Regions from separate parts of the Mus musculus genome. Here region 1 is linked to region 2. Evidence: chromatin contacts called from ENCODE Hi-C or POLR2A ChIA-PET data. All regions are on one chromosome and are shown on one strand. Each heading gives the region's core, a stretch centred on a gene start or an enhancer-like site at or near the end of the contact. The rest is flanking DNA. Distances are from core to core; before and after follow the strand shown.

The links. A loop is a pair of places that touch in the nucleus more often than their neighbours do. ChIA-PET counts read pairs that join two places held with the same protein, here RNA polymerase II (POLR2A).
Region 1: a loop to region 2 is called in a map of left cerebral cortex, with 10 times the contacts of the local background. The contact joins the promoter of Cyp20a1 here to the promoter of Nbeal1 in region 2. A Hi-C loop is called at or near these places in 1 of 37 maps with a recorded cell type or tissue (left cerebral cortex). POLR2A ChIA-PET finds 5 or more read pairs at or near these places in 2 of 5 experiments (both embryonic stem cell).

What each region holds. Positions count from the first base shown.
Region 1 is chr1:60,340,499-60,346,199 of GRCm38, reverse strand. It overlaps Cyp20a1 (cytochrome P450, family 20, subfamily a, polypeptide 1), which reads right to left and starts at 2,900. Exons shown (of 13, transcript NM_030013.3): 1 at 2,743-2,900. The coding sequence starts at 2,814.
Region 2 is chr1:60,177,589-60,182,648 of GRCm38, reverse strand. It overlaps Nbeal1 (neurobeachin like 1), which reads right to left and starts at 2,050. Exons shown (of 55, transcript NM_173444.2): 1 at 1,964-2,050; 2 at 895-1,186. The coding sequence starts at 945.

The DNA of each region.
Region 1 (5,701 bases), core at 1,651-4,150, 160 kb before region 2:
AAGATTTGAATTTAAGGCCCATGCCATGAAATGGAACCCATTCCTGACACTGGACAAAAACCTGAGACTAAGCAGGTCTGGGTGCCTGAGAAAGCCAAAAAACTCCTGTTCTGCTCAAGGAACAAAACAATGAAATGAGTAACAACATTCTGTTATACACACTGATCAGTGCCTTGCCCAGCCATCATCAGAGATGCTTTCTCCTGCAGCAGATGGGAACAAATACACAGAGCCACAGCCAGACAATGCAGAGAGTGAGAGATCCTGGAATACTTCATCCTAAACAGGATGTCCCCATCAAATCACTCCCCTCAGGTTCAGTGAACTTTTCAGAAGAGGAAATGGAAAGATTTTAAGTGCCAAAGGGTCTGAAGGAAACCAGAGACACAAGGCTTTCTAAACATAGCAGGGCCAATGCACAAACGACTCACAGAAGGTCGTTTGGCCATGGCCAGCATCAGATGGGTTCCAGTGCTGAGAGAAGTGGACACAAACTCCCTTCCCTAACCCAAACCCTATCTCCAATTGATAAATGAAAACCTAGGTTTTTCATCAGTCGCATTGGGGATACGAACCACTCTAAGGGCTGAATGAATTGTTAGGGAGTAGGGCAAAACTCTACAGAATTCTGCATCCTTAGGACCTTGCGGTACACTCCAGCTCGGCCATCACCTCATCATCCCACTGAGGAGCCGCTCATCTTGGATTATCAATACTCCTGAATTCTCCAGCCTGAGCTTCCTTGGCATATTTTGCCACACTTGACTCAATGGATGACTCTTTGCCTTTGTCGGGTCCGACTGCTCCTCCCCAGGGGTCTTTACGGTCCTCCCCTCCCTTACCCCAACTCCTCTCTTCAGCCTCTATCTAATATGGAGAATTCTGGGCTTAGTCCTTGGACCTCTTCTTTCCTACATCTAAATTTTCTAGGAGACTGGAACAAACTTCCTAGCTTCGATACAATATATACACTGGCAGTTCCCAAACTGTTCCAGTCTGGTTTTTTAACCTTAAACCTCAAGACTTTTGTACTTGATTTTGTCTCACTTGATGTCAAACAGGCATCTTAAACCTGGCTCACGTAACCCCAAACTTCTGATCTCTATGAAACCTCATTAATTTCCCACCAAGATACAAACTAAACAAAATCTTCACATTCCATGGGGAAATCCATTCTTCTATCTGCCAGTCCCCATCTCCACCCCCAGAAGTGTTTTTCTTCCAGCTTCTTTCAGCCTCGAGTTTTATATCCCGTCTCACTGGCTTTATCTTAACAATGTTGTATTTCTCACCATGTGCTATGACACTGGGGTTCAAGCACACACCATCTCTCACCAAAATGACAGCAGTTATCTTTCCGCCTACTCTCTCTAACCCCACCCTTGCCTCAGCCCCATAATTACAGTCCGTTCTTAACACAGTAGCGGGACGACTATCAGAAAACTTTACTAATAATATTAGGATTGTTCTGAAGTGGGGTCTCACAACATTCATTGCCCAAGATGGCTTCAAGCTTACAATCCTCCCACCAGAGCTCCCAGAGTGTCTGGGAATTAGACACGGCCAGCCTGCAAATTAAAGTTCTCCTTTAAAGCTGAAAATCCCTTGATTCCAAGATTTGCATTTTTTAAAAGGAATGAATTGAAGACATTTTTTTGCCACATATATTTTTAATTTTTTTTCTAGTATACAAATTTTAAAATTTAAGACAAGGGCTCATGTGATCCAGACTGGCCTAGAACTCAGGTCCATTTTGGAAGAAACCCTTGAACTCTCCTGCCTCCACCATCCAAGTGCTATGATTACAGGCCCAACACAGCATTCCCAGTTTTCCTTTAAACTAAAATAGCCACTTATCCATTGAAATCCTCCAGTAGAACGCAGACTTAAAAGTCCTTTGAATAGCTTTTCAGCCATTTACACCCATCTGTCTTCCCGGTCTGGTTTTACATTCGCTCCAGTTGGCTAGGACACAGTCCTCTTATTCTTGAAAGGCCTGAGCTCTCAACTTCTTCATATCAGTGTTTTGTTTCTCAGGAGTTCAGGTATGTGGTTTCTATATTAGTCTAATCAACCACTAACTCAGAACAGGACACTTCTAAGGGGCATCTCCATCACCATTCATCTACCCGGGGCTGTTCACTACCTTTCCACTTTTCCATAAATCCACCACACTTTGTACATACATATTCTTTTAAAGACAGGGTTTGATGTAGTCCAGGGTGAGCTTTGAGCTCCCACCCCATCCTCCTCACCCCGGGCTGGGATTACAGATGTATGCAACGCCCAGCTTTATACAATACACTTTAAGGAAGTTCCTTAACAGTAACTCCGGAGTTTTGAGAGGTTCCCCTCTGAAAAGGACAGGTGGACAAAGTTTGGGTTGGGGAGCTCAGCTCGCCCATTCCAACAACGGTGCCGGGGCATATGCAGGGGGATGCTAGGAAAAGATGGAAGGAGTTTCTCCCCTGATGTAGAAGCAAATGGGATTGGGGCTCGAAGAAGTCAATGTCTCCAAAGTCACCCAAGGTAATGAATTGATCGCCACCTCCCAAAACCCGTCCGGGACAGGGAGAATGAGGGACCCGCCCAGGACCACAGCTCAGCGACCACAGCACTCATGCGCACGGGGAACGCACGCCGGGGCGGAGCCACGTGGCTCTTCCGCAAGCGCTCCCGGCCGACCGCCCGCCCAGGTCCTCGCGGCGCAGGCGCACCCCCGAAACCCGAGTTGGGAGTTACCGGGTAGAGGTACAGCACCGCTCCCACCAGCGCCAGCAGGAACGTCACGGCGAAGATGGCGAAGTCCAGCATGCTTCCTCTCGCCCGCCCGCGCGGTCCTCGGCCGTGAGCTCCGTGGTGGCGCCCGCAGCTGGGGAGGGAGGTGGCCTCAGGCGGTCGGCGAATAGGAGCCGCGGTCGCCCCGCCACGCCCGTGCTGGGCGTCACCCTTGGTCTGCTGGCGACTCACAGGCCACAAGGAAACCTCCAGGCCCGGGTCCCACCCTGGCCTGGCTAGAATCAAGCTGCGTGCGACACCAGTCCGCTTGCACAAAGTAGACTTAAGTACATTTAAGTAGGACTCACAACCGAAGCCAGTCTCACCTGGACACCTGCATGCATGGCTGAAGAGCTAGGCACCGTTAGATGCTCCTTATTGCTCAAAAGCGCTCCAGTGAACGTGGCTGGTTTCTGTGTTTTGACAGGATCTGACTATGTATCCCTGTCTAGATTGGAACTATGTAGACCAGGCTGGCCTCTGACTAATAGATGCCTTCCTGGTGCTGGAATTAAAGGCGTTAGCCACGGTAGCAGACATTGGGTAGGATTTCTGGCCACGGTGGCAGACAGTGGGTAGGATTTCTGTTACTGATAATTTGCAATAAATTCCTTGAATTTAGCAAGCTCCATTTTCTTCTATGGAAAACTGAAAACCAGAGGCTGGGGAGGTAGATTGCTTTTCTAGTACAAAGTTCTGGCTTCAGTCCCCAGCACCACATAAACCTGGCTGGTTGGCACACATTTGTAATCCCAGCGTCAGAAGGTGGAGGCAAGAAAATCAAGTGTTTAGTCATTTCCAACTACATAACCAATTCCTAGGTTACCTGAGCTCCTGCCTCATTAAATCAAAATCAATTCATTCAAAATAATACCATATAGAGTAGCCAGTGGAGGGTACTATTGGGCGTTCTAGGAAGCACTGAGCACTGGCAAAGCAATGTTGTGTGCTTATGTTTTTCAAACATTGCTTGGTCAGAGCATTACTGTAATTTGAGATCCTTCTGTTCTATCCAACTCAGAAATTTTAACATGGGTTAGTATAAGGTAAAGCCTGATACTTATTGGCACTACATTTAGTGAAAGCATCCTAAAACAATTTATAGATTTTATAGCTTGAATATCAAATTTTCTTGATACCGTTTGGCATGTCATTTGGAATTGCAGTTAGAGCTCCTGTAATGACTACTGCTTAAGAAGGAATCATACCTCACTGAAAACATGCCATATCTTTTTGAAGCTGTAACAATACTTCCACTCAAGATTTCGTCGATTGGAAATCACATTTTTTCCTGTCTTGGGACAAAGCTGTCTACATTGCTCAAGTTGGCCTCAAACGTTTGATTTTGTCTTAGTTTACAAGTCGCTAAAATTTTAGGCATGGGCCACCTCACACAGCAAGAGCTGTGCTTTTAACTCTGAATGTATTTCAAACTGCCCTGAGTGTTTCAAGGGTTTGTTTTTTAAATCGGTTTTAAAGACATTTCTCATCAAAATGATGGCCCACATCAACAGCAGATAAAAATTTGAAATATACAGTGTAGCTACATAACATTAATGATTTACTTATTCTATGTATATGAGTGCTTTATTTGCATGTACACCTGCATGTCAGAAGAAGCCGTCAGATTTCATTACAGATGGTTGTGAGCCACCATGTGGTTGCTGGGAATTGAACTCTGGACTGCAGGAAGAGCAGCTAGTTTAGTGCTCTTAACCACTGAGCCATCTCTCCAGCACCATAGCTATATAACTTTAGGTACCACTTTCTCAAGGTATCTGGTCCTCAACCTTCCCAGTCCCAAATCAAAATCATGCCTGGTACCTGCCTGGTACTGCTCCAGCACTGAGTCCCCCCCCCCACCCCCACCCCCCAACCTGGGTTTTTTAGTCCTAAGTTAGCTCTCAGCCTGGCACCCTCTGGACTTTTCAGTACCCACAGAGGCAGGCCCCAGTGTTTCAGAAATGGAGTCTAAAACTAGACATGAGGATAAGTGTAGATCAGCAGCGGAGCCTTGCTTAGCCTTGGTTCTGGGACTTCTTCTTTCCTAGCTCCACAGAACACCAGAGACAAATAGACAGCAACCAATCTACCTCTTCTTTCTTTAAACTTTAAAAGTAATTTAATAACTATATATAGTGTACATTCACATGTTTTTATATTTAATACCCAAAATTTTTGTCTTGACTTCAACAGGTTAAACTTTTGACACTGTAAATATTCACATATTACAAAGTGTTGCTTCGGGGCTGGTGAGATGGCTCAGAGGTTAAGAGCACAGACTGCTCTTCTTAGGTCTTGAGCTCAAATCCCAGCAACCACATGGTGGCTCACAACCATCCCTAACAAGATCTGACGCCCTCTTCTGGAGTGACTTAAGACAGCTACAACGTACTCACATATAATAAAATAAAATAAATCTTTAAAAAAAAAAAAGGAAAAGAAAGTGTTGCTTCTTTTACAAAAATATAATTTAAATGTAATTCATATTGTAAGCATGTCAGAATCAGAAACACATATGGACAAGTCTATATCTTTATTTACACAGTGCCAGAATTTGTTGAATAACAATAAACTCACAAGCTTTGTTGGATTCCTTGGTTACAATTTACCAACTAGGACTTCTCTTGATAGCTGGCCATTGGCAATCATAGGTCCTTTTACTCCAGTTGTGTGTGTCTGTGTGTGTTTGTGTGTGATGTGTGAGAGTGTACATGTGCACACAAGAATGGTGAACATGCAGAGATCAAAGGACGGTTTTTAAGAATCAGTTCTCTCCTTCCACCATGAGTTCTGGGGGCTGAACTCAAGACATCAGACTTGTATCACAAGTACTCTTACCCTGCTAAGCTCTCTCTCCGGCACCCCAACAACCGTTTTTTGAAAACCGGGTTTCACTTTGGCATCCTGGCTGACCTAGAAC
Region 2 (5,060 bases), core at 801-3,300:
TACAATACCTACCTCACTAGAACCTAGTTAGTATTAAATGAGATAATGCTAGTATATGCTAACATAATGTTAATCCTGTAATAACTACCTCAATCAATAACCTTCAAAAATAATTTAAAAGGTTGATTAAAAAAAGTTTAGGGGAAGGGGGAAAAAAAAGTTTAATGTCCAAACAAAACTGTCTTTACCCCCAATTAAGGGAAGAAAAAAATAGCAGAAAAATAAAATATTTGGGGCAGATAAGATGGCTCAATGGGTAAAGCACCTGCCACACAATCCTGATGACCTAAATTCAATCCTAGGAACCTATATAAATGTGGAGAGGGACAACCAAATCCACACAATTGTCCCCTGACCTCTAAAAAAGTACCAAGGCACCCATGTGGCCCCCCCACATATCCTACAAACAATAAGAGTTTTATTTTTCTTTTATAGGTACAATCTACCTATATAATTTTGAGATCACTGAAGATATATCAAAGAAATATTTGTAAGTTTTTAATAGCAGGCCAATATTGTCAATGTACTCAAAACTGAAAAATAAATATGGGAAATTCAAGATCTCTTACATGTTTTTTAAAATTTATTTATTTCTCTTGCATGTTTTTTAAATTCAGGATGGGGGAGTTGTTTGGGGTTCTGTTTTGAGAATTGCAGCCCTGGCTGTCCTGGAAATGTCTTACGTCCACTAGGATAGACTCAAACTCACATAACACCACCTGGCCCGGCATTGTTCTAGGACTCTGTTCTGGGACTAAAGGTATGCACCACCACACCTGCCAGTTCAGGATTATCAATATGCACAAACACACTACACAATAAGGTCATAATGCTGGATACAAAATTTTATAATCAAGTAATTTTAAGTACAGAAATAAAAGGAAAGCAAATTACCTTTGTACAATAAAGCATCCAAAGTTCAAAGAGCCTCTCTCTGGCTGCCATTCTGGCTTTCCACTCTGGTACTTTAATATTTCCTCAAAAAGACGGTTCAAGACCATATCATATTACTTTATTTTCCAAGTTTATCAGCCGTTACAGTAAAGCTCAAAGCAGTGGAATAAACAAAAAAAAAACAAAAAAAAAAATTCGTAGAACAAATAAGACTGTCTCAGGTCAATAAGGGTCAATTTCAGCAACTACTCCAACACTTCTTCATCAGGGGTAGCTGGTCTCGTAAATAGGTCTGTGAAATACAAAAATATCCTAAGTTTTTTTAAGCCACATTTGAAAAAAAAAAATCCAGATATCCGTCTGCCTTGATCACCCCATTCAAAGGGATAAATTTTTAATGTGATTAGATATTCCAGAAACTCCTGTTTGGCACACCACGACTAATGATCAACATAAAATACTAAAACCTTCCAGGCAGATTCACAACCAAAACTGCGGTAGATGGGAAGGAAGACGGCTCCCTACTCACGCCTTCCTTTAACCAGGAGCACAGATCAAACACAACAAATATCCGAGATTTCTCGCCAGCTTCTTAAAAGTTGCTGGGAATGTTTGCTGCGTTGCAGGGCAGGGCGTGGGGGGAGGGCCCGAGGAATTCCTGGTTTGTTTGTTTTAACCATCCACACAGCGAAAGTCATCCTGCCTACCTGGCTTCCACCTCTCCACCCAAGAAGAAAGGGGCTCACACACCGTGGCAAGGACCACCTCCCGTGGGACGACCCCAGACCCCGCCTCGCAGCAGTCCGGGGACCTTTCCATTTCCTCCCTGCGTCCCCGTTACGAACAAGAGAGACAAACGTCAGGCGTGCCAATCAACTTCAGAAGCGCGGCCCGGAGCGCTCTGGGACCCAGACCCGGGACCCACGCCAACCGGCCGCAGCCAGACCCGCCCGGGCCGGCCGCGCCCCCTCGCCCGCCGCCGCCGCCCCTCAGGCTGCAGCCCTGCGCCGCATTCCCCCGGGCCTTCCCGCCCCGCGGCAGCCTCCGCCCGACCTCGGCGTCCCCTCACCACGCTCACAGGCCCGCCGGCGCCACCCCGCCGCGGGCTAACTTGCTGCCCTCCGCCCTGCCCGCGGCGAAGCCCCGTGTCACCCCGAAGCCGGGCGGGAGGCGGAGGCGGAGGCGGGGTAGCGCCGACGCGGGGTGGGAGGAGCCAGGGGCGGAGCAGCCCCTGGGCTAATCATTCCGGCCTCTGGGGATTTACCCGGCCCTCCGGCAGCCGCTCCTCGAGGGCCGCTCAGCCCCGAAGCCCCTCCCCCGGCATGCCTGCGCAGCCGCAGTGCCCTCGCTCAGGCTCTGAAAGCGGTCGGAGCCAGCCTGGGCATTCCGGTCAGTAGTCACCCAGCTGGACGTGAGGGCCGACGTGCTGACGTCGCTCCCCGCCCCTGCTAGGTGGGGCGGACGGAACTTTCCTCGCCTGGCGGCGCCTCTGCGAATCAGCTGAGGACCGGCGACCCTAGGGCGTCTCGAAGGGATCTCGATTTGATTTCTTTGTAGAAATGGGATTGGTCCTGGGACAGAGCTCAAAAGCGAAAAAAGAAGAAAAGAAATCTTTACCTGTTCTGGCGTCGTTGCCTTTGTACTGTCACTGCCATTCTGTGTCTGTTCCAAGGAGACTGCTGTACGGAATGAGTTCCGTCTTTCAGAAAAAGAAGCAAAAGGCAGTCTTATTAGCTGCACACACTTTCTTAAGGTTGTTGTTGTTGCTATTGTTTTAAGAGAGGAGAAAAGCGTAAGATTAACCTTTTAAATCTAAACATTTAAGAAACTATTGTGAAATTTTACAAACATATAAAAAAATCAGTTTTAGAGCAGCTTAGCATCTGAGATGCCCTGTGTTTGATTCCTAACAAGCACACACAAGGAAACAAAGTAATAAAATGAACTTCTATATGTAATCACTAAGCTTCAGAAATAATCGAAGCCACCCTGAAGAAACAGGTCTGTGATCTAGCACTTAGGAGATGGAGGGAGAGAGATCAGGAGTTCAGCGCTGACATGGGCTACCTAGCAAGTCTGGGACCAACCTGTGCCGCATGAGACCTTGCCACAAAAGAAAAGAAGAAGAAAGGAAAGGGAGGGAGATGACTTGCTGTGCAAGCCAGACCTCCTGAAATGCAAGATGGAGACTGGAGGGCCAGCGAGCCCTGGCCACAAACAAGAGACCCTAGCTCACTAAATGGAAAGCAAGAACCTACTCATGAAAATTATCCTCTGGCATATACACATGCACAATAGATAAATAAATGTAAAGCTACTAATGCCATCATGGGGGTTCACTATGTGACCTTTATTTTTAAAATATACTAATGCCCCCACATGCCCTGTGTGCGTCCTTGTGCCACATATGTTTGTATACCCTCTGAGGCCAGAAGATATCTTATCCCTGGGAGCTGGAGGTCTGGGTGGGGGTGGGGGCTCCTGACATGGGTGCTGGGAACATTGTCTTGTGTGCTGCAAATGCTCTTAACCACTGAGCCATCTTCCAGCCCTTATCTATTCTCGCTTATTAGATTAATCTACAAGTTTTTCTTGTCAAGAATCACAGGATAAATAATTCCGTTTTGCAGACCATGCAGTAGCTTGGATATCAAAGGTGAAAGTAAATTTTGTGATTCTGTCACCAAAATGTAGAGTTCCCGTTATCCTTCACAACAAACATCAATGAGTAGAGGACGGGAATTAAATCATTAAGCTTCAGTAACATTATTTAAAAACCCTGTGATCTGAGGAGACAACTGATTAACAACAGCCTATTCACTTACCTTCTGATCTCCAGCCAGTTTGGCTGGAACAGAGTGGAAACAGAGGCAATCAATCATTCCAAAGTTTATACTCTTCCTTCTCTGGTCAGGTGGGCAGCCTTGTCTCTGAGATTCTCAGTGTTGGAGCTTCTTTGTCTGCTGATTCTCTCTCTCTCTCTCTCTCTCTCTCTGTGTGTGTGTGTGTGTGTGTGTGTGTGTGTGTTTGCCTCATAGTCTCAAAAGCACAAAGCCCTGTATTCCTCCCTAGGATCAACTGGGCTAAGGGTTAACACAAAACAAGCAAACCATTAGCAGTGCTGAGCTAGCTATTTACAATGTGTGCCTGAAGACTTCTTTCTGTGATATGAAGAACAAATGTGCCTTTATAAGGTTTGAAAGGCCTCTTCTCCCGTTGATATGTGAGTGTTAGATGAAAGTTTTCTTAACACTGCCACACCTGTTCACCATTGCCCTTAGTTACTTTCACTCCATCAGGACAGAGTTAAGAACAAGTTGTTTGCAAAGTATACCTTCAAAGTTCCTTGGCTAGCTTTGGGACAGAGTTTCACTATGTAGCCTTGGCTAGCCTGTAGTAACTTGCTAAGTAGACCAGGCTGGTCTTGACCTCATAGAGATCTGTACACTTCGGCCTCCAGAATGCTAGAACTCAAAATATGCACCACCACAGTTGGGCTTCTTTGTTTTTTTAATTTGTAGATTTTATTTTATGTGACATGAATGTCTGTGTACTCACATACCCCTGTGTGTTCCACCTATGTTAGTGCAGTGCCTACAGAGGGTATCCTTGGGGCTGGAGTTGCAGACAGGTATTAGCCATCATATGGGTGCTTGGATTGAAGATCTTCTGGAAAGCAGCGTTCTCTCTAGCCCCTCCTTCAGCTTTTTATACAAAAACTACTCTTTAAATTGTACTTTCTTCTTTTGCTGTCTAGCACTGGTCTTCTTCTTCTTCTTTTTTTTTTTTTTTTTTTTTTTTTTTTTTTTTTTTTTTTTTTTTGGTTTTTTGAGACAGGATTTCTCTGTATAGCTCTGGCTGTCCTGGAACTCACTCTGTAGACCAGGCTGGCCTTGAACTCAGAAATCTGCCTGTCTCTGCCTCCCAAGTGCTGGGACTAAAGGTGTGCACCACCACCGCCCGGCCAAGCACTGGTCTTCTTATACATGCTTTCACTCTAAACTTTTTAAATGACCCTGGGTATAAAGCTACACAAAATAGATATGCAAGTCAAACATTTACTGATGATAATACTGAAATTTATTTTTAAGCCACTCTTTTGTCTGTAATCATTTGCTACAGACAAAAGCAACTTTGTATATTTTACATAAAATTAAATGTTAGCT